Regions from separate parts of the Homo sapiens genome. Here region 2 is linked to region 1. Evidence: read pairs that join two places in POLR2A ChIA-PET (ENCODE). Cell type or tissue: B cell. All regions are shown on one strand. Each heading gives the region's core, and the rest is flanking DNA. Links, peaks and the distances in the headings are about the cores only.

What was found. ChIA-PET counts read pairs that join two places held together with the same protein. Peaks named below come from ENCODE experiments on the same cell type or tissue, not always from the same donor. Only the 100,000 strongest peaks of a DNase experiment are listed, where the experiment ranks them.
Region 2: POLR2A ChIA-PET joins it to region 1 with 5 read pairs; 1 of 35 experiments calls an interaction of 5 or more read pairs at or near these places.

The regions. Positions count from the first base shown.
Region 1 is chr16:2,142,982-2,157,437 of GRCh38, reverse strand. RAB26 (RAB26, member RAS oncogene family) reads right to left here and starts at 8,813. Exons shown (of 9, transcript NM_014353.5): 1 at 8,460-8,813; 2 at 7,387-7,497; 3 at 5,828-5,869; 4 at 5,677-5,743; 5 at 5,530-5,582; 6 at 4,553-4,618; 7 at 4,393-4,449; 8 at 4,216-4,292; 9 at 3,273-4,119. The coding sequence starts at 8,654. The coding sequence ends at 4,017. It overlaps TRAF7 (TNF receptor associated factor 7), which reads right to left and starts at 1,656. Exons shown (of 21, transcript NM_032271.3): 1 at 1,580-1,656. It overlaps SNHG19 (small nucleolar RNA host gene 19), which reads left to right and starts at 2,080. Exons shown (of 2, transcript NR_132114.1): 1 at 2,080-2,295; 2 at 2,516-2,656. It overlaps SNORD60 (small nucleolar RNA, C/D box 60), which reads left to right and starts at 2,333; the gene lies at 2,333-2,415. RefSeq lists enhancers at 1-466, 7,607-8,158, 8,159-8,710, 8,711-9,260, 9,261-9,812 and 9 more and silencers at 8,253-8,322, 8,343-8,472, 8,483-8,652, 8,743-8,832, 8,843-9,112 and 2 more. In B cell, for the core only: no CTCF peak of the experiment used is centred there; DNase peaks (open chromatin) are centred at 8,457 and 8,937; H3K4me3 peaks cover 1,521 bases.
Region 2 is chr16:2,947,059-2,961,514 of GRCh38, reverse strand. It overlaps FLYWCH1-AS1 (FLYWCH1 antisense RNA 1), which reads left to right and starts at 5,358. Exons shown (of 4, transcript XR_007064947.1): 1 at 5,358-5,645; 2 at 6,989-7,323. FLYWCH1 (FLYWCH-type zinc finger 1) reads right to left here. Exons shown (of 10, transcript NM_001308068.2): 10 at 10,307-12,827. The coding sequence ends at 12,788. RefSeq lists enhancers at 1-3, 2,192-2,281, 4,368-5,287, 5,288-6,209. In B cell, for the core only: no CTCF peak of the experiment used is centred there; a DNase peak (open chromatin) is centred at 7,620; H3K27me3 peaks cover 755 bases.

The DNA of each region.
Region 1 (14,456 bases), core at 7,838-10,337:
TTTTCCATTCACTTCCAGAAATATCGTAACACTTGGCCCCAGTGGGCCACGGTGGAAGTCACTTCACCAGAGACCCTCAGGTTGGGGCGTCAGGTTGGGGTGCTGACTCCCAGCCCCTCCCCTCCTTAGGCCAGGCTGCCCATACCACTGCTCCCCCTCAGGACACGGGGCCCGAGGCTTCCACAGAGAACTATGAATGCCCAGAACAGTGAAGTCAGGATATTCGCAACAGAGAGGCACAGGGAAGGGGTCTAGGAAGGGAGAGGCCCAAAGAGAAGGAATGAGGAAGAGGGAGGCTCCTCACTTGGCGAGGGCTAGGGGGCCTGTGTGTGCCCAGGAAGGGGTCTGAGGGGTAGTGAGAAAGGTGGGCAGACAGGCTGGGCGGCATGAAATTCCTGAGCAAGCCAGCAGCCCCTCACCCCCAAGAGCAGGGTGGGCTCCAGCAGGCCCCTGCCCCTGGACTCCAGACTCAACCCCAGCTGACCACTCTGGCCTGGCTCAAGACAACCGTATCTTGACAGCAGGACCCCAGTGGGGACTAGGAGACGATGGCCTAGCCTCCCTCTCTCCTGCTTCCCCAGTGAACTCTGAAGTCTGTGGTCCACACACAGTTAGAAAGCTCTTTACTGGACCTAGATCGGACCGCCTCTCCAGCGCTTCCTCAACCCCAAGTCATTTGCCAGCATAATAACCCCCCCGCCCCACCCCACCATGCACCCTGTGAGCCTGGTCCGGCCTCATCGACTTCACCTCTCCACTTGCCAGTGCTTGCTGGGGTGCGTCAGGCCCCTTCTCACCCCAGGCCTATGTACATCTGGCTCTTTCTACTTGGAATGCTCCTCCTGCATGTCCTGGGACTGGCTGCTTCTCCAACAGGCCTTTGGCTAACGGTAGCGCCGCCCCTACCCCCGGCCAGTACTCACTTTTTCAGCACCCTCTTTCTTTCTTTCACAGCACATACCGCTGCTCCCCATGATTTTAACTACCTATTGTCAATCCCACCACCCTGTCTGTCTAGATGGGGGATGGGGGGAGTTGTTCCGCAGGAGGCATTTGCCAATGCATGGAGACATTTGTTATCGCAATTGAGGAAGGGGTGGTGTTTACTGGTATCTAGCGGCCAGGAGCCAGGCAAGCTGTTCCACATCCTACAATGTACAGGGCAGCTCCTCGCAGCAAAAAGCGACCCGGGCCGCGTGGTCGATGGTGCGGAGGTTGGGGAACCCTGCAGCAGACGCCGAGCACAGGAGAACTGGGACCGTGTTCTCCGCGGTCTCCCGGCGCCCAGAACAGTGCCTGGCACCCGGGAGTCTCGGGGAATGCAGGAAGAAGGAATGAGTAAAGAACTGCGCGAGAACAGGACGGAGCGAGGGACGGACTACTGACTGGCGGACGGACAGCGACGCGGACCCCGACCCTGACCCCGACCCCGACCGTCTCAGCCCCGCCCCCCCCTCCCCGCCCCGGCCCGACCCCTCGCCTCGCCTCGCCTCGCCTCGATCTCCACGCGCCCGATCCCGCCCCACCGCGCGGTCCCGAGGCGCGAGCCCCGGGTCGGGCGCGCCGCGGGGACACTCACCCGCCCGCGGCCGCCCGGGAGCGGCAGCGCCGCCAGCCCGCTTCATGATGCCCCCTCGGCCGCCGGCCGGGAAAGGGACTAGACGCGCGAGCCGGAAGCGCCAGGCCGCTGCGCCCGCCGGGACGTGTAGTTCCCCGCCTCTCCGGGCCCGGACGGCTGCCTCACGCGCCGCACTTCCGAAACTACGACTTCCGGCGGCCTCGTCGTCGCGGGGCGGGAATGGCAGCTTCAGAATCACTCTATGTTGCAGATCGAAGTCTGATTGGCTTTGTTCATCCGTCACTCACCGTTAGGCTTCACGGACTCTGCATAAGGGAGGAGCTTCGGGTCTGGGTCTGAGAGACCGTCTCCAAAAGAAATGCCACGGTACGATTGGTGGAAACAACGCGGCAGGGAGCGGAGCGTACCAGCGGCGGGGGAAGGCGGGCACTTCCGCCAGGATAGCCCAATGACAGAGGTGGGACAGTTTCTATAAAAGCTTGAGCCTCGCCCGCCCCTGTCTTTTCGGGGTCGAGTCCGAGGGGGAAGAGGTTTGTTAATACGTTCGCCATGTGCTACGATCTTGGGACGAACTGAGCCACGAGCGTGGCTTTGAGGGCCGTCCGAACGCTGCAGGCCGGCCAGGTCCCTGGGCGTCCAGGCCTGGCCTACGCACCACTTTGTCCCTTAGCGTTTAAAGGTTTCTTCCCGAATCTCAGGCCCTCAGCTACCTGCAGGTAAGACTGGGCCGGGCTTGGGTTCCCTTATTCTCCCAGTCTGTGATGAATTGCTTTGACTTCTGACACCTCGTATGAAAACTGCACGTGCAGTCTGATTATTTAGCAAGACTGAGGCTTGAGGGTGCGCACTCCTGACGGGGAGCTGAGAGTGGAAACAGGTGTTGCCCGAAACGAAGGAGTGGGGACTTAATGTCTGTATTTTGGCGCTGACTTTCAGGTTTCGTCGCGAGCCGGCTGCAAGTTTTGAACCTAAGTAAACCTCAATCCGGAGGGCCTAGCGGTAAGGTGGGCGCTGTGTCTATTGAAGTGCTTAGCAATAAAGAAAGGTAGTGAGTTGATTCGGTTTTCTCTCAAGTGTCTTTATTTTCCTATTCTGGCACCCCAGAGGTCTGGCTGATCCACAGGCAATCTTGGAAAAGGGTACAGACATGAAAACGGAAGCTCGTTACCAGTGACTTTTCATCTCTTGGGATTGCCTTCTCCATTTCTGCCCGTGATTTTTTTTTTTTTTTTTTGAGACGGAGTTTTGCTCGTTTCCCAGGCGGGAGTGCGATGGCACAACCTCCACCTCAAGCGATTTTCCTGCCTGAGCCTCCCAAATGGCTGGAATTACAGGCGCCCACCACCACGCCCGGCTAATTTTGTATTTTTAGTAGAGACGGGGTTTCTCCGTGTTAGGCTGGTCTCAAACTCCTGACCTCAGGTGATCTGCCCACCTCAGCCTCCCAAAGTGCTGGGATCACAGGTGTGAGCCACCACGCCCAGTCAAATACTGTTTTTCATGCCTTTTGCCCCAGGGTGAGTCCAAAAAGGCTTTTGAGATTTGTGGAGGGAAGTTGACACCACCTAGGGTTCCCATGTGCCTCCTTAGGGAGGCAGCCATGGGCCATGGAGGAATGGTAGCCACACACCTGCTGAGGGTTCTGGGCCTTGCTGAGTCTCTCAAACTCCAGCATCCTGCTCTAGAAGTGGATTTTTTTCAACAGATGAGACAGACGCTCCAGAAAACACAACTTTATTCACTAGGACTGAAAACAAAGGCTTGTGCAATCAAAAGGCCAAGTTGAGTGCAAGGTGGAGCGTGCTCGGAAATCACAGACCTCACCTGTGGCCAGGCCGGGCTGGCAGTTGTTGTTTCTGGTGTTTTCTGTGATTTCCCACATTTTATCACAAGGCCACAGGCATCCTCCAAGGTCAGTGAGGAAGACCCTATTGCTGTTTGAGCCAGAGCCTCCTAGAGGGTGGGCCGGGAGCAGGCAGCTCCCAGGACACACAGATGCACGATGTGATTAGCAGTGAAGCCTTCTGTCCCAGGCGTGGGCAGGCGTCCTCCCTTAGCTGCCTGAGCATGTGCGGCTGAAGACATGGCTTTTCTAGGGTTAGGCACTGTGCGTGGTGCCAGCCCCAGCCCTCCCTCACCTGGACGTGCCCAGGAGGGGGCAGCAGAGCACCGTGGCAAAGTCTGTCCACTTGCCGCTCCCCGTCCCGTGCAGAAGACTGCTTTTCCGTGGCGGCCAGTGTGCGGCCACGGGCTCTCAGAAGCCTGCTTGTTGGGACTGTTGCTGGGAGGAGGAAGGGACAAGGCTTGACCTGGGGCTCCTGAAAACAGACACTCGGGCGTTGGCCACTGGGCAACAAAGTCAGAAGGGCCTGGAGACCCTCTGTCCAGCCTTCTAGGGACTGGACGGCTTCCTCCAGAGGACTGAGCTCAGCCAGGTTCAAGGGCGGCAGCAGGAGGCCCCTCGACCCTCCCTCTTAACGTAATCATGCAGCCGGAAGCGCGGCTCGCTGGGAGCCTTCATGGAGCGCTGCTTCAACTCCCTGCGGAGTGGGGGTGACAAGGGGACACGATGGCCTGGACTCTAATGAGGATTCAGGCCCTGGGCTGGGGGAGTCCTGGTGACTGGCAGGACTTACTTTGCTATGGCTGTGAAGGCCAAGTCCACGTTGAGGCCCGTCTTGGCGCTGGTCTCCATGAAGGGCAGTCCATACTCCTGTAAACAGCTGCTGCCAGCCAGGTGGTGGCCTGGCGGGGACAGCCTAGGCTCGCAGCCTCCAGGGGCACCCCCTCACCACCCCCCTGCCCTGACTCACCTTGGCCAGCTTCTCCCCGTCCTCCCTCTTCACCACACGCTCATGGGCAGAGTCCACCTGGCCCAGGCACAGGGTCTTGGTGAAAGCTGGCCCATGGTTGGCCCCTGCCCCCTCACCTGCCCTGCCCTGTGGCCCAGGTGAGGACAGCCGGGCCTCCCACCTTGTTCCCCAGCAGCATGAGCGCCACGTCGTGCTGGGCGTACTCGTGGATCTCGGTCAGCCAGGCCTGTGGGAGGCAGCAGACCAGGCTGGGGCTCCCTGCATGGCTTGCCCCATGCCCCAGAACTTTGGCCCTCCAGGTCACACTGTAGAGGGCACCTGTCTTTATCTTTTTTTTTTTTTTTTTTTTTTTGAGACAAGAGTCTCGCCCTGTTTCCCAGGCTGGAGTGCAATGGCTCCATCTCGACTCACTGCAGTCTCCATCTCCTGGGTTCAAGCTATTCTCCTGGGGTTCAGAGAACCTTGGGAGGGTTCAGCCTCCCAAGTGACTGGGATTACAGTTACGCACCACCACGCCCAGCTAATTTTTTGTATCTTTAGTAGAGACGGGGTTTCACCATGTTGATCAGGCTGGTCTCCAACTCCTGACCTCGTGATCCGCCCACCTCAGCCTCCCAAGGTGGTGGGATTACAGGTGTGAGCCACCATGCCCAGCCCATTTTATTTTTTTGAGACAGTTTTGCTCTGTTGTCCAGGCTGGAGTGCCGTAGCACAGTCTTGGCTCACTGCAACCTCAGTCTCCTGAGTAGCTGGGATTACAGGTGTGTGCCAAAACGCCCGGCTAATTTTTGTATTTTTAGTAGAGATGGGGTTTCCTCATGTTGGCCAGGCTGGTCTCGAACTCCTGACCTCAGGTGAGCCGCCATGCCTGGCCAGGATACCTGTCTTTAGAAGTGATAACCCCCCGTGTACCACATACAGAAGCCCACCTTACAGGTCCCTTACACAAAGCCTCCTGCTGAGGGAGCTGGAATGGCACTCAGGTCCACTTGGGCCACCTCCAGCCCAGAAGGCTGTCATTTCCCCCTCCCCTCTCTCAGCGGGGTCCTTTGGAACCCTGATGCCATCTACCAGAAGGAGGTTGGGATGGGTCAGGCCCTATCAGGGCCCTTTCACCCCACCAGGAAAGCCACTGACCTGGATGTTGTCAAAGGAGGCCTTGTTGGTGACATCGTAGAGCAGCAGCAGAGCTGGGGACAGAGGGCAGTGAGGACATCCACCATCACCTGCACCCTCAGGTGCTCAGACCCCCGCCCCAACCAGCCCAGGTACCCAGGGGCTCACCATGAGCATCCCGGTAGTAGGCATGGGTAACACTGCGGAACCGCTCCTGACCAGCTGTGTCCCACATCTGCAGCGACAGGCACTGGTCAGGCTGTCCAGCCCTTCCCTGGTGTCCCCTGTCCCCCAACTTGTCCTCTGCCAGTCACCTTACCTGCAGCTTCACCTTCACACCATCCACGTCCAGAACTTTGTTCTGAAACAGACAGAACCAGGCAGCTCTGGCATGGGCCCAGCCCAGCCTCTGGTCCCACTAGCTTCACTGCCTTCCTGTCCCCTGAGACCTCCCAGCTCCCAGGTCCAGCCCAGCCCCTGCAGGCTTCCCTTAAGCCAATTTGACCTCACCCACACCTGCAAGTGCAGGCCTCTCCCGGCAGCCTCTGCACTATTCCTGCTTAGAGCCTCTTACGCTGACTTATTTGAACTCATGACCCCACCAGGCCTCTTACTGACACTGCCTCGGTTTCCTCATCTGCAAATGGGTGCAGTAACTAACGAGCTGCAACGCCTCAGCCTTCCCAGTAGCTCTTTTTGCTAATTTGAAAGACTCAGGATGGCTTGAACCCAGAAGTTGGAGGTTGCAGTCCACCATGATCACCACTGCACTCCAGCCAGGGCGACAGAGTGAGACCCTGCTTCAAAAGAATAAAAAATTAAAGCCACTCCTTGCTGGGATTGTCAGGGCTGGGCCTGGGCCTGTCTGACCCAAGGCAGTAACCGCAGATCCCAGAACTGCCTGGCAGCGTCCCCAGCCGGGCCCTCCCAGTTAACGATTAGACGTAAGGCAGGGAGTGGTCTAGCCCCAGTCCCATCTGTTGGGGTGGGGGCGGGGGGCTTCAGCCGCAGTCTGAGGCCCTGGGCAGCTGGAACCTGTGCCACCTCCTTCAGCCTGAGCTCCTGCTGTCAGAGTGCTTCTGGGTCTCCCGGGAACCAGGCAGGGCCATCTGCTGGGCTGGGGAGGACACCGCCTTCCCTGGCACCCTGAACGAGAGTGCGAACCAAATGGCCTCACCTCTTACCACCTGCCCGAGAGCCAAGAGGGAGGTGGGGAAGTGGGGACCAGACAGGACTGGCCTGCCCCCCTCGGGCACTTCAGTCGTCACTCCATCCCAGAGGACTTGAGGGGACTTGGAACCCCCAGACTGGAGGGAGCCCCTTTTCCTGTCCCTGGAACAGCCCTTCCTCCATCCTCCCTCTAACTGGCTCTAATTAAAGGGTGAGAAAAATGCAAATTTAAGATTTGCTGAGGACAAGCCGGCACCTCAGCACGAGGAATTCCAGCTGGTGGGGGTGGGGGTGGGCGCTCCTCACCCAAGAGCAGGGTCCTCTCCCCTAGGCAAGCCCTGGAAACCCTCGCTCAGGCTCTGCAGGGAGCATGTGCTTCTAGGGCCCAGTAAGGCCTCTGTACCGAGGCAGCACTGCTGGCCCCAAGTGGACGTGGCCCTTGACTTCCTCTGACCCACCACCCTGTAGGCAACAGTGTCCGCCTCCCCCAAGGCACAGGATATGGTCCCTCGGTAATGCCAGCCCCTGGCATAGGGCAACTAACTATGCTTGTCGGGTGCAGCCACCAGCCCAGGTGTTGGAAGGTCGAGGCAGGCAGCTTCTGGGGTCCAGGCCTCGAGCCTGTTGGTACCATGGGGATCAGAGAGAACTTGCTGCTCGGGTACCGGCGGGACTCTGATGTGGGGCCAGGCCAGGGCCTCCACTCACCCGGAAGTCAATGCCTACGGTGGAGATGAAGGTCCCCGCCAGGAAAGCACCATCCTTGAATCGCACCAGCAGACAGGTCTTCCCCACACCCGAGTCCCCCACCAGCATGACCTAGGACAAGCAGGAGGGTTGGGGGGAGTCTGGTCTGCCCTGAGCTGGCCTGGTCAGAAGGGGGCTGCAGGTGAGGAGCAGGAGTGGAGGGAGGCAGCCCAGGCCTGCAGGCTCAGCGGGGCCAGGGACCCCGATGGGCTGGACACCCAGCGTATGCCTCTGAAAGGCTGGGGCTGCTCTGTCCTTCTGCACAGTGGCCGTCTCAGTCAGCGGGGAGTGAGGGCAGCCACCTGCATCCCGGACCCTCCCTAACGTCCATACCCCCACACGGTGGACAGCATCTGGGAGGGGAGCAGGTGGGGTGGCAGCTGGGTACCTCCTAAGAGACTTGGGGAGGCCTCTGCCGGGGGCTTCTCCACATCCCAGTAGGGACATGACCCCAGCAAGGCTCGAGGAATTTGCCCCATTAGGATCAGATCTCGATCTGAAGAGGGACCTGGGCCAAGTCTGAGGTTGGGGGGAGGTGCAAGTGGGCAGCAGTCAGGCCTTCTCCCCGAAACCTGTGCTACCAAACCCAAAATGGTCCTCCCAGCCCCCTGCCAAGTCCACACAGCCTCTGCCTTGGTCTGGAGTCCCAGGGTTCCCCATCCATCTGGCAAACCTCTTCCCCCCAGCAAAAAAAAAAAAAAAAAAAAAAGGCCCACAGCCGCTGGGTTGAGGGAGGGCAGCATACGGGAAATGGTGAGACCCCGGGCGGGGGCCAGGGCACTGGGGCGCGGGACCCCTTGTGCCACCATGCCGCCTGGGGGGTGGGGGACAGGCCCTGCCAGCTGTTGGATACCCCAGACCTGGGATGGACAGCTGTGTGTGCACGATGCACCGTGCAAGCCCCACGGGGTTCCTCCCGCGTCGGCTCCGCGCCCTGGGGCCGCGGGCCCTGCACCCCCTGTCCGACCCCCAACCCTTGGCTCAGGCCGGGCGCCACCTGCTGCGCTGGCCTGGGGGGCGGGTGCCTGGCTCACCTTGAAGGCGACGTCGTAGAAGTCGACACCGCCGCCAAGCGAGGGCCGGCCGGGCTGCAAGGGCCCGTTGGGCGGCGCGTCGGGGCCGGAAAGCGCAGTCCCGGAGCGCGCCGGTCGGGCCCCGTTGGCGGTGGGCAGCGTGGAGGCAGCGGGGGTGCTGGCCCCTTTGCTCTTGGGGGTCTTCTTCCTGGACATGGCGGGCGGGCGCTCAGTGTGCTCCCGCTGCAGCCGCCGTGCCCTGGGCCGTCCCGCACCCCGCGCCCGCCGAGCCCGACCCGGACCCGAACCCTTCCCCTGGCGGCGGCGGCGGCGGCGGCGGCGGCGGCGGCATCATCCCGGGCGCCCGGCTCGCGCCCCGCCCCCGCCGCTCCACGGGCGCGCAGCCACTCAGGCCCGGCCTCCCGCCGCCGCCGCCAATGCCGTGCGTGGGGCGGGGACATGCAAATACACCCCCGCTCGGCGGGGGGTGGGGGGCGGTCAGGAGGTCCGGGCCCCGTCCCGCCCCCGATCACGACCCCTGCCCGTGGCTGCCTTGGGGCCAGGAGCCAGCTGTGGGGTGACAGGCCTGGGCCAGGAGTCACCCCGGGATCCTGAATCCCCTCTGCTGGCTGCACACCACCCCAGCTCGGTGACCCCCAAACTGGACCGCCAGACCTGGGAGGAAGGGGTGTCCTGAGATGTGGGTGCTGGGGCAGAGGGCCCGCATGGACGGGCACCGCGGGCTTCTGTCTCCTTAGCCCCAGATGCCTAGCGCTTGGCCCGGTGCCCTTCACTGCTCCATCCCCTCCAGGGTAGGCGGGTCCAGGAAGCTCCAGCCCTGGCTTGGCAAACACACCAGGCTGCTGGGGCAGGCGCCCTGGGCTCAGGTGACAGCTGGTCACCGGGAGGACACAGCGGGCGCTGCGATCTCCCCCACAGCTTCTGCCTGCTGTGCACGCCTGGGGATCTGCGGGAAGGAGGAAGTCGCTGTGGCAGCCAGCCCCCGGCCCCCTGAGGGTCCCCTCCCACGGGACTCTGCCCTCAGGGTCTGAAAGGTGGAAAGCAGAGGCCCCTGCCCAGGCTGTGTGGCTGGCCCCTTGTCCTTCTCCTCCAGGTTCGGACCTTCAGGTGGCCAGGGCCGATTCTCCAAATCCTAAGCTGGTCCCTGGCAGACCCACCTCCCCAACCTGGGCTGCACTGGAGCTCTGTCACCCCCTCTCACAGAGAAGATGGGACTGCAGTGGTCAGAGCTGGGGCACAGTGGTCCAGAGGGGTGGTGTCCTTGGCATGCAGGGGCTTCTTGGTGTTTCTTTGGGAGCTGGAGAGATGACCCAGCTGTCCCCGGAGACCTGACAGCTGTCACCAGGACCTTGGGCCCTTCAGAGACCTGAGCCCTCCCAGCTGGCAGTGCCCAGAGTCCAAACAATTGGCTGCCTCTCGGGTCAGAGGCCTGAGAAAACACAGATGGGGGGCACTGCCCAGCAGAGTGATTCCTCGAGAGGGCCTGGCAGAGGCCGTGGAAGCCTGCCCTACAGCAAGCACTGTTGTGTGCCAGGCACACGACCTCTTCAAAGTTATCCTGCAAGGTGGGTACTGCCCTCAGTGTCCAGATGGGGAAACCGAGGCCCAGAAAGGCAAGGAGCCTGTGCAAGGTCAGCAGGCTAGGAAGGGCAGAGCTAGGATTTGTTCCTGTGATCTCCAGCTCCAGAGAACATAAACCGTCCCATGGCAGAAATCCCTGTAGACTTAATCCCCAGGAACCTGGCAGAGCTGGGGGTCAAACCCGGAAGCCCTCTCAGAACCCTTCCTTGTCTCACTCCTCTGGCCCCCCAGCTCTTCCAGACCAACCCCCAGTGTGTGTGCACTGGGCCTGGGTAGAGGCATTTAGCTTCTGCAGCTGCAGCCCTGGGGACTCCAGGTGTCCACCCGCGCTACAAGGCCTCTTTCAGGATGGCTGGCCCAGGGTCTGAGCTGGGGGCCTCAGCAGCTGCTGTGCACTGGCCCCAGGGTCCTGGGCAGTGGACTCCCAGTCCAGTGGACCCCGTCCTGCCAGCTGCTGCTCAGGTACCCCCAGGGCGCGGGCAGCAGGAGGAGTTGGGTGCAAGTAGGGCATCCTGCAGGGGGAGGAGTGCGGATGGGGCCCCCAGGAAGAGAAGGAGGCAGGCGCGCTGGAGAAAGTGGGAGGCCAGGCGGGGAGGGGAGCCTTGAGAGAGCAGAGGAAACGGGCTTGCGCTGGCAACCTTTAAAATTAGGAGAGTTTACATAAAAATCCAAGTCTCTGGTTTCTCTTGAAAATGGGGAGCTCTGGGTGCCTGCATCACAGACCCCTCTCTTGGCTTCCAGCAGGCCTCGGAATCTTTGATCATTATGTCTCTTGGTTGCTGTGTTTGCCATCTGTTTCACCCTCTGGAGTGTAAGCTCTCCGGGCACAGGAAGCAGCTTGTCTTGGTCAACTGCTGTCCCCAGCAGCCAGCTCTGGGCCTCCATAAGCAGTTATTAAATTGGTGAAAGAGGTGTGGTGGCTCACGCCTGTAATCCCAGCACTTTGGGAGGCTGAGCAGGCAGATCACTTGAGGCCAGGAGTTTGAGACCAGCCTGGCCAACATGGTGAAACCCCGTCTCTACTAAAAATACAAAAATTAGCTGGGCCTGGTGGCATACGCCTGTAATCCCAGCTACTCGGGAGGCTGAGGCAGGAGAATCGCTTGACCCCAGGAGGAGGAGGTTGCAGTGAGCTGAGATTGTGCTGTTGCATTCCAGCCTGGGTGACAGAGCGAGACTCTGGGGAAAAAAAAAAGAAAGAAAAGAAAAGAGAAAGAAATGTGACTTAGAAACACAGGCCTCACTTCAGGAGGACATGTCCTTGCTAACAAAGATTTAAGGCAAGTGTGATCAGTAGTGAGGGCAAGGCTTCTGGGGGAGGGAGGGTTTGCACTGGGCTTTGAGGATTGAGCTAGAGTCCGACACGAGAGAGAAAGACAGTCCCCAGGTGGAGGGAGTCAATATGCATAGGCTGAGAGTGCTAGGAGATGGGCACTTTGTGCCGAGGTGGCCAAAGTGTGGCCCAGTTCCTTGGAGGAAACGGGAGGTAATCAAGCTGGTAAGGTAGGATGGGGTCAGCTGGGAAGGGAAACCTGAGTGTTATTCCTAGGAGCTTGGAAATTGTACAGCGGGAAGTAGAGAGCTGTGCGTGGCTTTTGAGCAGAACAACAGAGGACGCTGTGCTACAGGAATATTGGGGACTGGCAGGAGGGGATGGATGGTGGAGCCTGTAGGCCTGGAGATGAGATTGATGGGGGTTGCAGTCACCCAGGGGAGGGATAATAGGAACAGAGAGGACCTTCAGGAAAGAAGCTGTAGGCCTGGAGGCAGGGAGGGGAGGGTCAGAGTCCATGCCCATGGGCAGAGACCAGTGGGATGCTGCAGTGGGTTAAAGATGGATTAAACCCCAGCACTTTGGGAGGCCGGGGCGGGCGGATCACCTGAGATCGGGAGTTCGAGACCAGCCTGGCCAACATGGAGAAACCCCGTCTCTACTAAAAATACAAAATTAGCCAGGTGTGGTGGCGGGCGCCTGTAGTCCCAGCTACTCAGGAGGCTGAGGCAGGAGAATCGCTTGAACCCAGGAGGCGGAGGTTGTGGTGAGCCGAGATCGCGCCATCGTACTCCAGCCTGGGCGACAAGAGCGAAACTTGGTCTCCACAAAAAAAAAAAAAAAAAAGGCCGGGCGCGGTGGCTCACGCCTGTAATCCCAGCAGCACTTTGGGAGGCCGAGGCAGGCAGACCACGAGGTCAGGAGATCAAGACCATCCTGGCTAACACAGTGAAACCCTGTCTCTACTAAAAATACAAAAAATTAGCCGGGTGTGGTGGCGGGCGCCTGTAGTCCCAGCTACTCGGGAGGCTGCGGCAGCAGAATGGCGTGAACCCGGGAGGTGGAACTTGCAGTGAGCGGAGATCGCACCACCACACTCCAGCCTGGGCGACGGAACAAGACTCCATCTCAAAAAACAACAACAACAACAACAAATAAAACTAGAAAAACTAGAACAGGCAGCCAGCGAGGGCAAGGCGGGGGCCGGCGAGGGCAAGGCGGGGGCCGGCGAGGGCAAGGCGGGGGCCGGCATGGTGGGAAAGTTCAGCAGGGAGGCCTTGGGATGTCCGGATTCTTGGCATCTTCAGACCTGGAGAAGAGAGGAGTCCTGTGGGCCAGGGCAGGTCCCTGAGACAGGGTCCGAGTTTGAGATGGGCCCTGGGAGCTGGGGGCGGAGAGTGAGGTCCGTGTTCCCCTGGGAGGGGTGCTACAGCCCCCCACCCTTCTGGTGCAGAGCTGGCTCTTCCAGGGAGGGGAAGGTCTCCACGGGTTCCTGTCCTCGAGCGGAGAGAGCGCCCTGGGTCTCCTTGGGGCCTTGCTCTGGGACTTTCGCTCCTGTTACCTTCTGACGGCCCGGCCCCCTGGCATCCTTACACCGTGCCCTCTAACTCCTGCCAGTTCCTTCTGACCGTCCTGGGTGTCTGGAAGGATGTGTGCTGTGAGCCCCCAGCCAAAACGACCCCTGGGAGCCATGGATCAGGACAGTCTCTTTCTGGCCCCCATTTTCCAGCCTCTTCCCTACACTCTGCCCCCAGAGTGGGGCCCTCGGGCTGGCCCTTGTGTGCCAGGAGAGGGGGCGCAGGCACGAGTGAGGCCTCCTCAGGCTTCCAGACTCTGCCTGGAGCCCCACCCTCAAGGGAGCCTGCCCTGGCTCCTCCTGCCCCACTTCTGGCTCCCTGGATGCTCTCCAGCCCTTCCCCAGCGGCTGCATGGCCGCTGTAGCAGCCTGGGAGCCTCCTGAGGACAGGGCCCTGTCCTGCCTACTCCTGTTCCCGCCAGGCACTCGAGCGAGAGCTCTGTGGCTGAGCAGCAGAGAGCTGGGTTGGACTTCAAGGGGCTCTTAGCAAGCCAGGGAGTGGCAAAGCCGCCACGGCCTGTGCCCCCAGGGCACCTCCCAAGACCCTCCTCTGGAGCTCAGCGGTCTGTGCCCTCCGCGGGGTCCCCGGCTTGCTATGTGCCCCTGGGCACGTGGCATTCCCTGTCTGGGCCTGCTCCCCTCTCCATGAAATGAGGGGGCAGGAGGAGCCGATCTCTGAGGTCCCTTCCAGCTCAAACACCTTATGTTCTATGAAATCCGTGTGAACGTTGCCATGGAGACGTTGGAGGAACTGCGGCAGCACTGAACGCAACTTCCACCCGAGAGAGGAGCACTGAGTCACCCCAGCACGTGGGTGACATCACAGGTAAGCTCTCTCCGGTGTCCAGGTGTGCAGCAGTCTGGTGTCCTCCTGAGAGGTCACCCCCCTTCAGCCTGCTCACCATGGTGGCCCTGAGGCCCTACCGGGTGGGTCGGGACAAACAGGTGTCCATCCCTGCCCGAATGGGGACCCTTTGTCTGTTGCCTGCAGACGTGACCACAGTGACTCAGGTGCTCCCAGACGGGAAGGCAGCAGAGGTGATCTGCCACACAGAAGATGAGCTAACGGGGGAGTCATGTGCGCCTCTGTGGCTGTCAGAGCAGTATCCTCACTCCTACGGAGCCAGTTGCCTGCTCTCAGCAGTGCTGGCTTCCTGCGCCTGAGCTGAGTGAGGGTGTCCGCTTAGCCATTGGAGGAGGCAGCATCAGGGCTCCTGGCTGCAGGCTCTCCCGGCAGCCTCAGAGTGACACACATGGCCTCACGGCAGGTGCAGGGATCCCTGTCGATGAACAAAACAGACCCCTGCGTAACCGTAACAATCACTGACTACCCCGGACTGCACCAAGTGCTTTCCTTGCAACGTTTCTCTCTTTTTTTTTTTGAGATGGAGTCTTGCTGTGTCACTCAGGCTGGAGTGCAATGGCGCCATCTCGATCTCGGCTCACTACAACCTCTGCCTCCCAGGTTCAGGCAATTCTCCTGCCTCAGCCTTCCGAGTAGCTGGGATTACAAGTGTCCACCACCACGCCCGGCTAATTTTTGTATTTTAGTAGAGACAGGGTTTCA
Region 2 (14,456 bases), core at 6,317-8,816, 810 kb before region 1:
TCTGTCACCCAGGCTGGAACGCAGTGGCGCGATCTTGGCTCACTGCAACCTCTGCTTCCTGGGTTCAAGCGATTCTCCTGCCTTAGCCTCCCGAATAGCTGGGATTGCAGGTGGGTGCCACCACACCTGGTTAATTTTGGTATTTTTAGTAGAGACGGGGTTTTGCCATGTTGGCCAGGCTGGTCTCGAACTCATGACCTCAGGTGATCTGCCCCCCCACTCGGCCTACGAAAGTGCTAGGATTACAGGTGGGCGCCGCCACGCCTGGCTAATTTTTGAATTTTTAGTAGAGACTTTTTTTTTTTTCTTTTTTTAGACAGAGTCGCTGTCTTGTCGCCCCGGCTGGCGTGCATTGGCGCCATCTCGGCTCACTGCAATCTTGAGATGGGGTTTTGCCATGTTGGCCAGGTTGTTCTGGAACTCCTGACCTCAGGTGATCTGCCTCCCTCGGACTCCCATAGTGCTGGGATTACAAGCGTGAGCCACCTTGCCCGGCCCTTCCTTCCTTTTTCTCATCTCTCTGGTGGTGACAGTGTTCCACCTGGGGCCCACTCCTCATGGCAGAGGCACATCAGGGCCACCAAGGCAAAAGGAAGCCCCAGAAATCTGTGGGCAGGGGGTCCCCCTGGAGGCCGCTGGGGAGGCCCTGGGAGAGATGAACCAGGCCAGGCCTCACCTCCACACTCTGTCTTCAGGAGGGCGGTGGGTCAGTGGACCACCTCTCCTGGGTGACAGCTGGATGAGGAATGGGTGGGGTAGGGGTTCGTGGGCCCCTCTGAGACCCTGAGAGCAGCCCTGGGGGATCTTTCGGGGCCTTCCCAGGGGTTCAGAAAGAGGCCCCTGCTGAGGGGCTGCAAGTCCCAGTTGTGACCTCACCCATCCTCAGCAGCAATGATACTTTGTCCTGTCCCCCTTCCTGGGACAGCTGTGTTCCTCCTGCCTGCTTCCTAGCTGCACTCCCTACCTGTGTTTACTGATCCCAGTTCCTCCAGCTCCTGCACAAACACTAGACTCATTTCCCCACTTCCCCTACATGAGGTGTGGCTAGCGGGGGAATAGCAGGAGTGGCATCTCTCAGTACTCAAAGTTCGGAGCCTGGACCAGCGCCATTATTACCGGGGAGCTTGTTAGAAATGTGGCTCTTGGGCCGGGCACGGCGGCTCACGCCCGTAATCCCAGCACTTTGGGAGGCTGAGGCAGGCGGATCACCTAAGGTTGGGAGTTCAAGACCAGCCTGACCAACATGGAGAAACCGCATCTCTACTGAAAATACAAAATTAGCCGGACGTGGGGGCTCATGCCTGTAATCCCAGCTACTTAAGAGGCTGAGGCATGAGAATCGCTTGAACCCAGGAGGCAGAGGTTGCGGTGAGCCGAGATCGTGCCACTGCACTCCAGCCTGGGCAACAAGAGCGAAACTCCGTCTCAAAGATGGAAGGAAGGAAGGAAGGAAGGAAGGAAGGAAGGAAGGTAGGTAGGTAGGTAGGTAGGTTGGTTGGTTGGTTCATTCTTGGTTGGGTGCAGTGGCTCACACCTGTAATCCCAGCACTTTGGGAGGCCGAGGTGGGCAGATCATGAGGTCAGGAGTTTGAGACCAGCCTGGCCAACATGGTGAAACCCCGTCTCTACTAAAAATACAAACAGCTGGGTATGGTGGTGCATGCCTGTAATCCCAGCTACTCGGGAGGCTGAGGCAGGAGAATCTTTTGAACCCGGCAGGCAGAGGTTGCAGTGAGCCGAGATGGCACCATTGCATTCTACCCTGGGTGACGACTGAAACTCCATGTCAAAAAAACAAAAATAAAAATAAACAAACAAATAAATAGAGACAGAGTCTACCGATGTTGCCCAGGATGGTCTGGAACTCCTGAGCTCGAGTGATCCACCACCTTGGCCTCCCAAAGTGCTAGGATGACAGGTGTGAGCCACACCATATCGGGCTAGAACACTTTCACAGGATCCCTGGAAAGTCCCTGCCAGGTCTGGCCTGCCACAGCCTCAGCTTCTCTCTTCTCCATTCACCAACTGAGCGGAGGGGATACCTTGGGGAGGGTGGAGGGAGCTGGATCCCCGAGTGACCTGGTGGAAGGTGCCTGCCAACCGGAAGTCTCGGCACAAATCTCTGAATGACTGAAAAACAAACATCTGTGGGTTAAGTCACCAAGACCGCGGGCTTGCCGGGTACGGCACCTGGCCCAGTCCCTCCTCCCTTGCCCATCCCACTCTTTTCTTCTGTGTTGCCTTCCTTGGTTGTGGAAGCCTCACTCTCACTGCCTTCATCTTCACACGGTGTTCTTCATGTGTGCAGCTCTGTGTCCAAATTCCACCCCTGCCCTGTCACCTTTTATTTCTTTTCTTTTTTTTTTATTTTGAGATAGGGTCTTGCTCTGTCGCCCAGGCTGGAATGCAGTGGTGTGATCATGGCTCACTGCAGCCTCAGTCTCCTGGCCTCAAGCAATTCTCTCACCTCAGCCTTCCAAGTAGCCAGGACCACAGGGGCGTGCTGCCACATTCAGCTAATTTTTTTTTTTTTTTTTTTTGAGATGTAGAATCGCTCTGTCGCCCAGGCTGGAATGCAGTGGCATGATCTCGGCTCACTGCGACCTCCGCCTCCCAGGTTCAAACACTTCTCTGCCTCAGCCTCAGCCTCCCGAGTAGCTGGGATTACAGACATGTGCCACCACACCCGGCTAATTTTTGTATATTTAGTAGGGACAGGGTTTCACCATCTTGGCCAGGCTGGTCTTGAACTCCTGACCTTGTGATCCACCTGCCTCGGCCTCCCAAAGTGCTGGGATTACAGGTGTGAGCCACCGCGCCCGGCCAGCTTATTTATTTATTTTTGAGACGGAATTTCGCTCTTGTTGGCCAGTCTGGAGTGCAATGGCGTGATCTTCGCTCACTGCAACCTCTACCTCTTGGGTTCAAGAGATTCTCCTGCCTCAGTCTCCTGAGTAGCTGGAATTACAGGCGTCTACCACCACGCCCGGCTACTTTTCTGTATTTTTAGTAGAGATAGGGTTTTACCATATTGGCCAGGCCGGTCTCGAACTCCTGACCTCAGGTGATCCACCCACCTCAGCCTCCCAGAGTTCTGGGATTACAGGCATGAGCCACCACGCCTGGCCTTATTTTTTTATTTTATTCAATTAATTAATTTATTTTTGAGACGGAGTCTTGCACTATGGCCCAGGCTGGAGCGCAGTGGTGTGATCTGGGCTCACTGCAACCTCCGCCTCCCGGGTTCAAGCGGTTATCGTGCCTCAGCCTCCAAAGTTTCTGGGATCACAGGCATCTACCACCACGCCCAGCTAATTTTTTGTAGTTTTAGTAGAGATGGTGTTTCACTATGTTGGGCAGGCTGGTCTCAAACTCCTGACCTTGTGATCCACCCACCTCGTCCTCCCAAAGTGCTGGGATTACAGGCTTGAGCCACTGTGCCCGGCCCCTATTTTTTTATTTTAAATGGGGTTTCGCTATGTTGCCCAGGCTGGTCTTGAACTGCTGGGCTCAAGCGATCCGCCTGCCTCAGCCTCCCAAAGTGCTGGGATTACAGGCGTGAGCCACCACGCCTGGCCTCCACATGTGAATTTTATTTATTTATTTTTACGTATATATATATTTTTGAGACAGATTCTCGCTCTGTCACCCGGGCTGAAGGGCAATGGTGCCATCTGGGCTCACTACAACCTCCGCCTCCTGGGTTCAAGTGATTCTCCTGCCTCAGCCTCCCGAGAAGGTGGGATCACAGGTACCCGCCACCACATCCGGCTAGTTTTTGTATTTTTAGTAGAGACGGGGTTTCGCCATGTTGGCCAGGCTGGTCTCGAACTCCCAACCTCAAGTCATCCACTTGCCTTGGCCTCCCAAAGTGCTGGCATTACAGGCGTGAGCCACTGCACCTGGCCTCAACATGTAAATTTTAGAGGACACAACTTAACGTGTAACATCTCTTAACAATCTCTGGTCTCTTTTACACCCTGGCTGGAACCTCCTGCTCTTGCCTGGACAACTGCTCACCCGATTGACGTCTAACTCCTCACACTCACCCTTTGCCATCCTTGCCAGCAACCAGTCTTTTCTCTGGTAATTAAACACTGAACTATCAGATACATGACTGGAGAGTCATTAAACATTAAATCAGATTGTGTCTCTGGTCCGATAAGAATCCTCTGGAAACTGGCCAGGCTCAGGTGCTCACGCCTGTAACCCCAGCACTTTGGGAGGCCGAGGTGGGTGGATCACTTGAGGTCAGGAGTTCGAGACCAGCCTGGCCAACATGGTGAAACACCATCTCTACTAAAAATGCGAAAATTAGCTAGACGTGGTGACACACGCCTGTAATCCCATCTACTTAAGAGGCTGAGGCAAAAGAATCCCTTGACCCTGGGAGGCGGAGGTTTCAGTGAGCCAAGATCGCGCCACTGCACTCCAGGCTGGGTGAGGGAGCAGGGGCAAAAAAAAAAAAGAATGCTCTGGAAGCTCTCAGAACACTTCAAGGTGCTGCCTGGGCTGGCTCATGCCTCCCTCCGTGACCTCACCCCCACCACATTCCCCACACCCCAGCATGATCTCCTCCTGGTTTTCCAGGTCCGGTCCTTTCTCCGCTCTGGGCTGCTGTACTGCGGTTCCCTCAGCCTGATGTGCTTCTCCCTACATCTTCACTTAATAAATTTGTGCTGCGGAGCTCAGAGCTGCCTCCTCTGAGAAGCATTCCTTGATCTCTACCCCTCCAGCCTGCTGTCTGCCCCGCCCGCCATTGCCTCCTTAGCTGCCTGGTTCCTCTGCGCCTCCCCCACCACCTGAGGAATGGGTGACAGTGGGACACAGCAGGGGGCGAGATGACCAAAGCCAGGCTTATTTCGGTGGGATGGGGTCACTTGCTGCCGGCTTGTCCTAGATGCTCTGGTCACCAGCGTGGGCAGAGCCAGGGAGGGGCCCTGATTTGGAAACTCAGAGTTCAACTCAGCCCTTGAGCTCCTGGGTGGATTTGAAGGGGTTTTCCCATGGGGATGCTGGATGACTGGCTGTCACCCCAGTGGCTTGGCCTGCAGGACCCGCCCTTCTCAGATGAGGACCCCAAGGCTGGCAGGGCCCGGGAGTGCCCAGGGCTGGCTGGCTTCATTTGGGCCCCAGGCCAGTCGGCTCGGAATGGCTGCTGGGGCGCTAGCGGCCTTGGCCTCCAAAATGTCTGCAAGAGTTGCTGGAAGCTGCCCTGCCCTGGCTGGGCTGGGGCTCTTTCTGAATGCAGGAGTCTGTCTGTCTGTCTGTCTGCCTGTCTGTCCGAACAGCTCACTGTGTTGTTGCACAGGGGCAGGAAGGGGCCCACACGGGCAGCTCCAGGGGCTGGGGGCGGGTGAGCCAAGCCCTTTCTTCCTGTTCCTCCTGCTCAGGTTGAGGCTTCACTTTCCATGGAGAGAGGCCCCTTCCTGCACCCTGGGGAGGGAGGCTGTCCACAGGTAGGGCCAGGCCCGGTCAGTGGTGCATGGCCTGAGTAGGGTGGGGGGGCACGGGACCCCTGGAAGGTGAGAGACCAAGAGCCTTAGCTGGTCTGGGGGCTGGTGTGGGGGCGAGCAGAGCCAGTCCCGCCCTTCCCAGCAAGTGAGGACGACCATGACCTGGTTCCTGGAAGGCGGAACAAGGAGGTGAGCCACCTGCTCGACCCCGCCCACCCCCTCCTCCACGGGCCCCTCCCCCAGCACCATGGCAGATGCGGGGCTTCGCATGTCCCGGGGACCCTCATTGCCCTCAGAGTCCTGGCCACCCTCACCCTCCTGACTTTGACCTGCTGCTGTCTAAAAAGCAGTGCCCACCCCCCGGACTTTCAGCGGCTCACCCCGCTCCCCGGCTCCCCCTGCCTCAGGCCTGCAGGCCCGGTGAGGGCTCACTCGCTGGCAGGGCTGGGGGTGTCCTGTCCCCAGGAAGGCCGCAGCTGGTCTCCACTCAGTCTGAATGAGGGGTGACTGGAAGCCCCCCTCAGGGGGGCCTAGTCCCTCCTAGCTGCCTACCCCGCCATCCCCACCTCGAGGGCTTGACGGGCACTAGAAGGGCCCTCAGCTTTGGATAGAAGGAGGACCCCCACCCCACATTGCTTCACAGAAAGGAGGAGTATTTGCCTCGAACATGACAAGTGCTCAGAACAACTGTTCCTGTTGCCGGAGTGACAGGGAATCCAGGAGGGGAGGGCGGTGTAGACACAGGTGGGGCTCCTGCACTGGCCCCACAGGTGTCAGGCGTGGAGGAGGGAGGGACTGGGCAGAAGCGGCCCCTCCCCGGCCTGGGGCTTGGGATCTTTCCGGGAGACACCGAGGGAGACAGTAGAGGCCGCTCCTCCCTGCTGCGCGGCACCCCCACCCCCCCGCAGGGGTGGATGGGCACCTCGGAGGCAAGCCAGGGGCTGGTGGGGGCCGGAACAGGTGAGGAGAGGGCTGGGCAGCACCGAGCAGGTGGGGGCCTCTGGGTCCTGGCATCCCATGCTGTCCTCGGGCCTCACGGGGGACACGGCTTGGTCCCTGGCCTGCCCCCCGGGGCCTTCCCACGACCCCCGCCTCCCCAGCAGATCTGTGAGGTCCAGGCAGGCCTCTTCTCAGGACCCCAGGAAGGGCCATTTGGGCACCCCACACAGCCCCCGAGGCTTCCTGCCTTAGACTGGGCAGTACGGGGGAGGGTGGGGCCCACAGGGACTTGTCTGGAACCACATGGCTGGCAGGGCACAGCCCAGTGGGGTCCCTCCGAGCCAAGGCACTTCCACAGGAGGGCCCCCAACACCGCCTCCCAGGTCAGGGAGGGAGTTTGGTGATTAGTGAGGGGTGGGCTGGGAGCTGTGGCCGGCGGGATTCTGAGGTGGCCCCAGGATCCCCCCTCGGTGTCTCTGTGCTCCATGACCCCCTCCCTGGAGTATGGGCCACCTCTCCTGTGATTGTTCTGTGTGGCACCGGTGGAAGGACTTTTTACTTTTTTTCTTTCTACTTCTCCCGTGGTGTTGCAGTGGCGGGATTTCTGCAGGTGTGACCGGGGTTTCTAATCAGGTGACTTGGCGTTCATCAGAAGGGAGGTTGATCTGGCCGAGCCTGGCTAGCTCAGGTGCACCCTTTAAGAGGCTGGAAGCCACAGAGCCGCCCCCTCCTGATGCCAAAGAAGCATATGGCCATCGGCTCCACAGCTGCGAGAAAGATTATGCACACAACGACATGCGCTCAGGAGGGGACCTCGCGCCTCGGTTGAGATCCCAGCCCTGGCTGACACCTTGAGTGCAGCCTGTGAGACCCTGAGCAGAGGTTCAGCAGTCCCCTCCCCGGACTCCTGCCACACAGAAGCCATGAGGTAAGTGGGTGTTGTTTCGAGATGATAAATTACTAGTGATTTGTTCTGCAGCAATTGTGTGCTGGAGCGCAGAGGGGCTGGCAGGATGGGGGGTGGTGAGGGGCGAGGCTCATTAGGCAGGTTGTGGACCCCCAAAGGCTGCAGTGATAGCCCGCTCAGGTCCAACACCCTCCTCGTCAGTGGGGGCCTGGTAGGCCCTGTGCACAAAATGGCCCCGGCTACGGTTAAGTGCCTCCAGCTGGGCCCATTCCTCTGGGGCTTCAGTATGGGGAAGGGGGTGATTGGCCTCCTTCCTCGGCAGCCGGATGTGTTCTGTTGGCCACGCAGGCCGGGAAGCAGAGCAGGTGGCTGGAGGGCCGGTGGAACGGGTATCTGGAGGCAACCGTGGCTGGTGCTAGCAGCCTGAGGCCAGGGACTCTCATACCCTCTGTCTCCTGAGAACCCCCTTGGGTACGTCTGGCTTCTGGTCCTTGAACCAGGTAGTCGCACCTGATGGGAAAAACAGGGCGAGTACACCTGGGGCAGGTGTTATGCGCTTCGATTTCCACTTTTAGAGCCAGGAGCGGTGGCTCACACCTGTAATCCCACCATTTTGGGAGGCTGAGGCGGTGGATCTTTTGAGCTCAGGAGTTTGAAACCAGCCAGGGCAACATACTCTGTCTCCACAAAAAATTAAAAAATTAGGCCATGGCTCATACCTGTTATCCCAGCACTTTGTGAGGTCGAGGCGGGCGGATCACCTGAGGTCAGGAGTTCGAGACCAGCCTGACCAACATGGTGAAACCCTGTCTCTATAAAAAAAAAAAAAAAAAAAAAAAAAAAAAAAACTACAAAATTAGCCGGGGGTGGTGGCGGCACATGCCTGTAATCCCATCTACTTGGAAGGCTGAGGCAGGAGAATCGCTTGAACCTGGGAGGTGGAGGTTGCAGTGAGCCGAGATCACACCACCACACTCTAGCCTGGGCAGCAAGAGTGAAACTCTGCTTCAAAAAAAAAAAAAAAAAAAATTAAAAAACTAGCTGGGTGTGCTGGTGCACACCTGTGGTCCCAGCTATTTGGGAAGCTGAGGTGGGAGGATTGCTTGAGCTCAGGAGTTAAAGGCTGCAGTGAGCCAAGGTGGCATCACTGCACTCCAGCCTGGGTGACAGAGTGAGACTGTTTCAAAAAGGAGGCCGGGGAAAGTGTGCCTGGGCAGGTGTGTGAGCTGGCGTGTGCGCTGAGCTCATCCTGTTCTCGCTGAGCTGTGATGGGGCCGGGTTTGGCAGAGGGACAATGCAGGCGGGAGACAGGCTTGGAGACTGCTGTGCACGCCTGCCAGTGGCTGTGCCCTGCGTGAGTGCCGGGCTGAGGGATGACAGGCTTGGAGACTGCTGTGGTCACACCTGCCAGTGGGCGTGCCCTGCATGTGTGAGGGGCTGAGGGATGACAGGCTTGGAGACTGATGTGGCCACACCTGCCAGTGGCAGTGCCCTGCGTGAGTGAGGGGCTGAGGGATGGGAATGTTTATGAATACGGGGACCCAGGAAAGGGTCTCCTTTGCTGTCCTAGTGCCTTCCCCGGATTCTCCAGATCCTCTCAGCATTACACTCTAGAGAAAGGGGCCCCATCAGCTCCTTAGCACACGAGGGAAGGAGACAGACAGAGGGGCCGGGCATGGTGGCTCACACCTGTCATCCCAGCACTTTGGGAGGTTGAGGGGGGCAGTTTGCTTGAGCCCAGGAGTTGAAGACTAGCCTGACCAAGATTTTGAAACCCTTCGTCTACTAAAAGTTAAAAAATTAGCTGGGTGTGGTAGTACACACCTGTAATCCCAGCTATTCGGTAGGCTGAGGCAAGATAATTGCTTGAACCCAGGAAGTGGAGGTTGCAGTGAGCCACGATCACACCACTCAACTCCAACTTGGGCAGCAGAGTGAGACTGCCTCAAAAAAAATAAAACTAAAAAAAATAAAGGAAAACAGGCAGAGGAGAGGAAATGCTAATGGGGAAGCGGCTGCCTTTCAGGGTGATGATAATGTTCTGGAATGAGATAGTTGTGATGGATGCACAACCCTAGGAACTTACTAAAAGCCATTGATGGTCCGGGCTCTATGGCTCACACCTGTTATCCCAGCACTTTGGGAGGCCAAGGCGGGTGGATTACGAGGTCAATAGATCAAGACCATCCTGGCCGACACAGTGAAACCCGGTCTCTACTAAGAATACAAAAATTAGCTGGACATGGTGGCGTGCGCCTGTAGTCCCAGCTACTCGGGAGGCTGAGGCAGGTGAATCGCTTGAACCAGGGAGGTGGAGGTTGCAGTGAGCTGAGATCACGCCATCGCGTTCCAGCCTGGGCGACACAGCGAGACTCCATCTTAAAAAATAAATAAATAAATAAAAGACAAAGGCAGGTGGCAGGCCCTGATGACTGATGGGACACAGGACAGGCAGGGCAGCGAGGATGACTGTCTCACTCATTTGTGGTCTCCTCCCTCAGACAAGAGGATGGAGGACAATCCCCTCTGCCACCTGTGCTGCATGGTGCTTATGGGAGATGCCGGGCAGGGCCCAGGAGGCAGCTGGACATGACGTCCAGGTCTCATTTGCAGAAGGGAGGGCTGACAAACCGTGAACCCCAAAAGTGGCAGAGCAGAAGAGGGCTGAGGTCCAGCCCCCAAATCACCAACCCCCACTCCAAGGTTGGGCTGGATCAAGGCGCTCACGAAGGGGGCTGGGAGGGGAAGCCAGAAGAGCTGGCACTGGAGGGGACCTGGGAGGGCGGTCAGTGCCCACGGCCAGCTCAGAGACACACCTGCTGGCCTGAGCGACAGGGGTCCTGTGCCACTCTGTCTTGGCAGAGGAGGTGGGACAGGAGGCTAGGCTGGGACCACTGGGGAATGGGGCCCACCTTATGACTGTGGGTCAGGTCCCGGGGGGCCAGGGGCTCCCGGAACTGGCCACTGCCCCACCCCCATTTTCAAACTTAGAGTTCTTAGTTGATACGTTTCTGATGCCTTGGGGATTTATTTTAAATTTCATGAGATGTTGTTGGCACTGTCATGTCAAAGGGCACGGACACACACCATGTGGTGCAAATGTCATACAGCAGGGTTTGTGGGCGAAGCACCAGCAGAGGCAGGGCTGGAAGCAGGAGCTGCCCCGCTGAGCTGCTGCCGGGCTGCACGCTCCGCGGCCAGCGTTCACCCGCACGCTTTAACTCTGTGACAGTGACTGGGCAGGCGACATCTGGTGGCCCTGGAACTTTGCAAGGGGAAGGCTCTGAAGCTCACTTAGTGGCTGTCAGGCCCTTGTCATGGCTGAGTGGCCACCAGGGTGCGGGTTGGTGGCCATGAAGCCACCCAAGGCAACAGCATCATCTAAATTCACGTCCATTGGAGAATCTCAGCCCAGCAACGCGAGCTGCCGTCTGTCTTCTAAGGTCAAAGCAGGCGTGAGGCAGAGGAAGAGTGGGCCAGTCCCGGTCAATGACGCAAATATCCAAAAGGGAAGAGAAGCCGATATTCTTCCTCTGATTCGCCTCATACCCGCTTAGGGGTGCCCAGAGCAGGGCATGGCATCATGTGACCATGGCGGGAAGATGCTGGCCGTGGAGGCCCCATCACAGAGGCAAGGAGCCCACAGGTGGAGGGCGCAGGCTTGGCAGGTAGCAGAGGCTGCAGTGACTCAGGCTGCTGTGACCCGGGCGTTTCTCTCGTATCTTGGGCATGTGGAGAGCTTCCCCTTCTGCAGGGGGCCTGATCAGAGGTCCAGCTGGTGGCGGCATGAACTGGACCATCTTTCAGCAAGTACCTTCCTCGGGCATGGCTGCCTCCTGTGGGCGTACACATTTGGACCACACAGTGGGAGTCGGGATTGGAGTACTGGGTCTGTAGCCTTGGCCATGAGTCCAGCTGGGGGCAGTTAGGTCAGCCTCGGGGCAGGATGCTTCAGGGCCGAGAACAGTGCCCAAAGCGCAGCCACTGTGTTGTGTGTCCTCTGCCATAGGCAAAGGATGGACGGGTGGGCAAGTCTGCCCTTGGCCCAGGGGTGCCACTTGCCCAGGCTTATGCAGATGAGTCTAGGCGTAACGCAGGCTAATGGCGAGAACAGAGCATCCTGCCTCTTCCAGCAACACGACGCAAATGTCCTGCCATATCCGGGCCTGGGAGAGGCCACAGGCTGCAGCTGGCCCCCCAGCAGCCCTTCCAGAGGCCCCAACCCCAGGTGTCTCCGTCCACTCTTGGTCCAGGTTACGTCTGGGCCAGGTGACTGTAACAGCCCAGGCATGGGGAGGGGTCTCCCCCTGGGCACTGGCATGGAGATGTGACGGAGTGTGGTTTCACGGCGGCCAACTGTTGCTGCAAGAGGGATGTGAACAAGTACCAGCTCCACACGGTGAGATGGAAAATAGGATTTATTGGGGGAACCGTACAAGCAGAGGAGAAGCAGGGGTGCCCAGGCTGTCACAGCCTTGCAGTGCATGGTGGGTTCCGTGGCCAACTTGCCAGGGGACAGGCCTGTTGCTGGCACTCCCCCCACAATTACAGGGTGGGAGTGAAGGACCTCGCGGCTGCGGACAGGTCCTTGTTAGTAAGGAGGAGGCTCTGCAGTCCCGGTGGGGTCATCTTGCCTCTCCGGACTGCTCCCTCTGACTGGTGAAGCCACACTCTGTGAAGCTGTCTGACAGAAGGGGACACGCCTTTGCTGCCCAGGATGGACCTGGGCCACCCAGGATGCCGCTGGCCTCAGCCAGGGCACGTGTGCCCAGCGCTGGCTCCTGCTGACCCCTGGACTGGCTCCCATCTCGGGAATGACGCCTGCCGTGGGAATCGTGGAGAGGGGGTTTAATTTAACTTGGAAGGAGCACAGAAAGGAAAGTGTGGAGTGCGGAGCGAGGCCTCTGGTTTGGCCAGCTCCGGTTGCTGGGGATGGCCACACCCTGGCAGCAGGCGGCCAGAGACCAGGAAGGCCTACCCAGCACCTGTCCAGAAGAGATTGGTGTGGGTTGACCTGGCCTATGCGGGGCAGCTCAGTTTGAAGCAGGAACTTCCCCAAACGTGCCCAGGCTCCAAGACAGCAGCATTCACTTTGCACCGTGCTGAGCAGAGCGGGGCCTCGCCAGGTGGAAAGCCCTAGGAAGGCTGCGTGCTCTGCAAACCCAGGGGTGCTGTGGCCGTACAGCAGGGGCGTCCGTGTCCAGGCAGCTTTGTCATGTCTTCCAAAGGTCAGGAAGGCGCCACCGCCCTGCCCCACGACAGCTGCGTCTGCAAGCGCCAGCTCTGAGCACTGTTCTCCGCCGACATGAGGACACCATCCAAGAATTCCTCCTGGGAGACCTCCTGAGGAGACGCGAAGACCATCGATGCTTTGGAAGAATGAAAAGAAGTTTCTGCTAAGCCAAACCTAGGTGGATGGGAAGTGCCTGTGTGGATGTGAAGCCACCTTGGGTGGGCGGCTCGGAGCTCCTCTGCCCACATCGCCTCACTGGGACTCGCCATCCAGTCTGACGTCTTTGATGTCCCTAATTACAAAGAGACACATGTTCATTGCACACATCAAAACATGGTGGAAATAGATAACACAGAAAGTTCAGGATTCCTGGAATCCTTTTTCCTGGGGATGCCACAGTCTAGAACATTTATTTTTGAGACGGAATCTTGCTCTGTCACCCAGGCTGGAGTGCAGTGGTGCGATCTCGGCTCACTGCACCCCCCGCCTCCTGGGTTCAAGTGATTCTCCCACCTCAGCCTCCTGAGTAGCTGGGACTACAGGTGCATGCCATCATGCTCAGCTAATTTTTTTTTTGTATTTTATTAGAGACGGGGTTTCACCATGTTGGCCAGGATGGTCTCGATCTCCTGACCTCAGGTGATCCACCCACCTCCGCCTACCAAAGTGCTGGGATTACAGGCATGAGCCACCTCACCTGGCTGATCATTTTTACACACACATCCATCCATCCGTATCAATTCCTTTACAACATGAGGTTGCTTCGTGACACACACCTGGGGAATTCCCTGCTTCCCACACCAGCATGTTTGGGGGAGAACCACCCAACACTTCCAAAAAGTTTCAATTCGTGCCCTAGAAGCCACAGGCCATCACACCCAAGCCTCAAGGTTCTTCATCAAGAAACACAAAGTTCTCCTTTAATTAATTTTCTTTTTTGAGATATGGTGTCACTCTGTCACCCAGGCTGGAGTGCAGTGGTGCCATCAGAGCTCACTGCAGCCTCCACCTCCTGGGCTCCAGTGATCCTCCCACCTCAGCCTCCCAAGTAGCTGGGACCACAGGTGCACACCACCACATCTGGCTAATTAAAAAAAAAATTTTTTTTTGTAGAGATGGGGTTCTCCCTGTGTTGCTCAAGCTGGTCTCGAACTCCTGAACTCATGTGATCAGGTTCTGTTTTAGTACTGTAAGGGATTTTTTTTTTTTTTTTTTTGAGATAAGAGTTTTGCTCTTGTTGCCCAAGCTGGAGTGCAATGGCGCAATCTCTGCTCACTGCAACCTCTACCTCCCAGGTTCAAGCGATTCTCCTGCCTCAGCCTCATGAGTAGCTGGGATTATAGGTGCGTGCCACCACGCCCAGCTAATTTTTTGTATTTTTAGTAGAGATGGGGTTTCACCATGTTGGCCAGGCTGGTCTCAAACTCCTGAACTCAGGTGATCCACCTTCCTCAGCCTCCCAAAGTGCTGGCATGACTGGCGTGAGCCACTGTACCTGGCTGGGATTTTTGCTTTTTAAGAGCTCTACTGAGCTATAATTCACATCCCATAAAATCCGTTAAGTGTACAATTCAGAGTTGTACAACCATCACTGCAATCACATTTAGAACATTTCACCTCCCACCAAAAGAAACCCCAAATCCTTAGTGTCACTCCTCAGCTTCCCTTGCCCCAGGCAGCCACTAATCTTTCTGTCTCTCTAAATGTGCCTATTCTGGGCATTTCGTAAGAACAGAATTACATACACTCTGTGTGCTTTGTGACTGGCTTCTTTAAGATGGTGTTTTCAAGGTGCATCCTCATTGTAGCATGCGTCAGTACTTCGTTCCTTTTTATGGACAATATTTCATCGTATAAATAGACTGTATTTCATTCATTGATGGACATTTTGGGCTTTCAATTTTTGCCTATTAGGAATAAT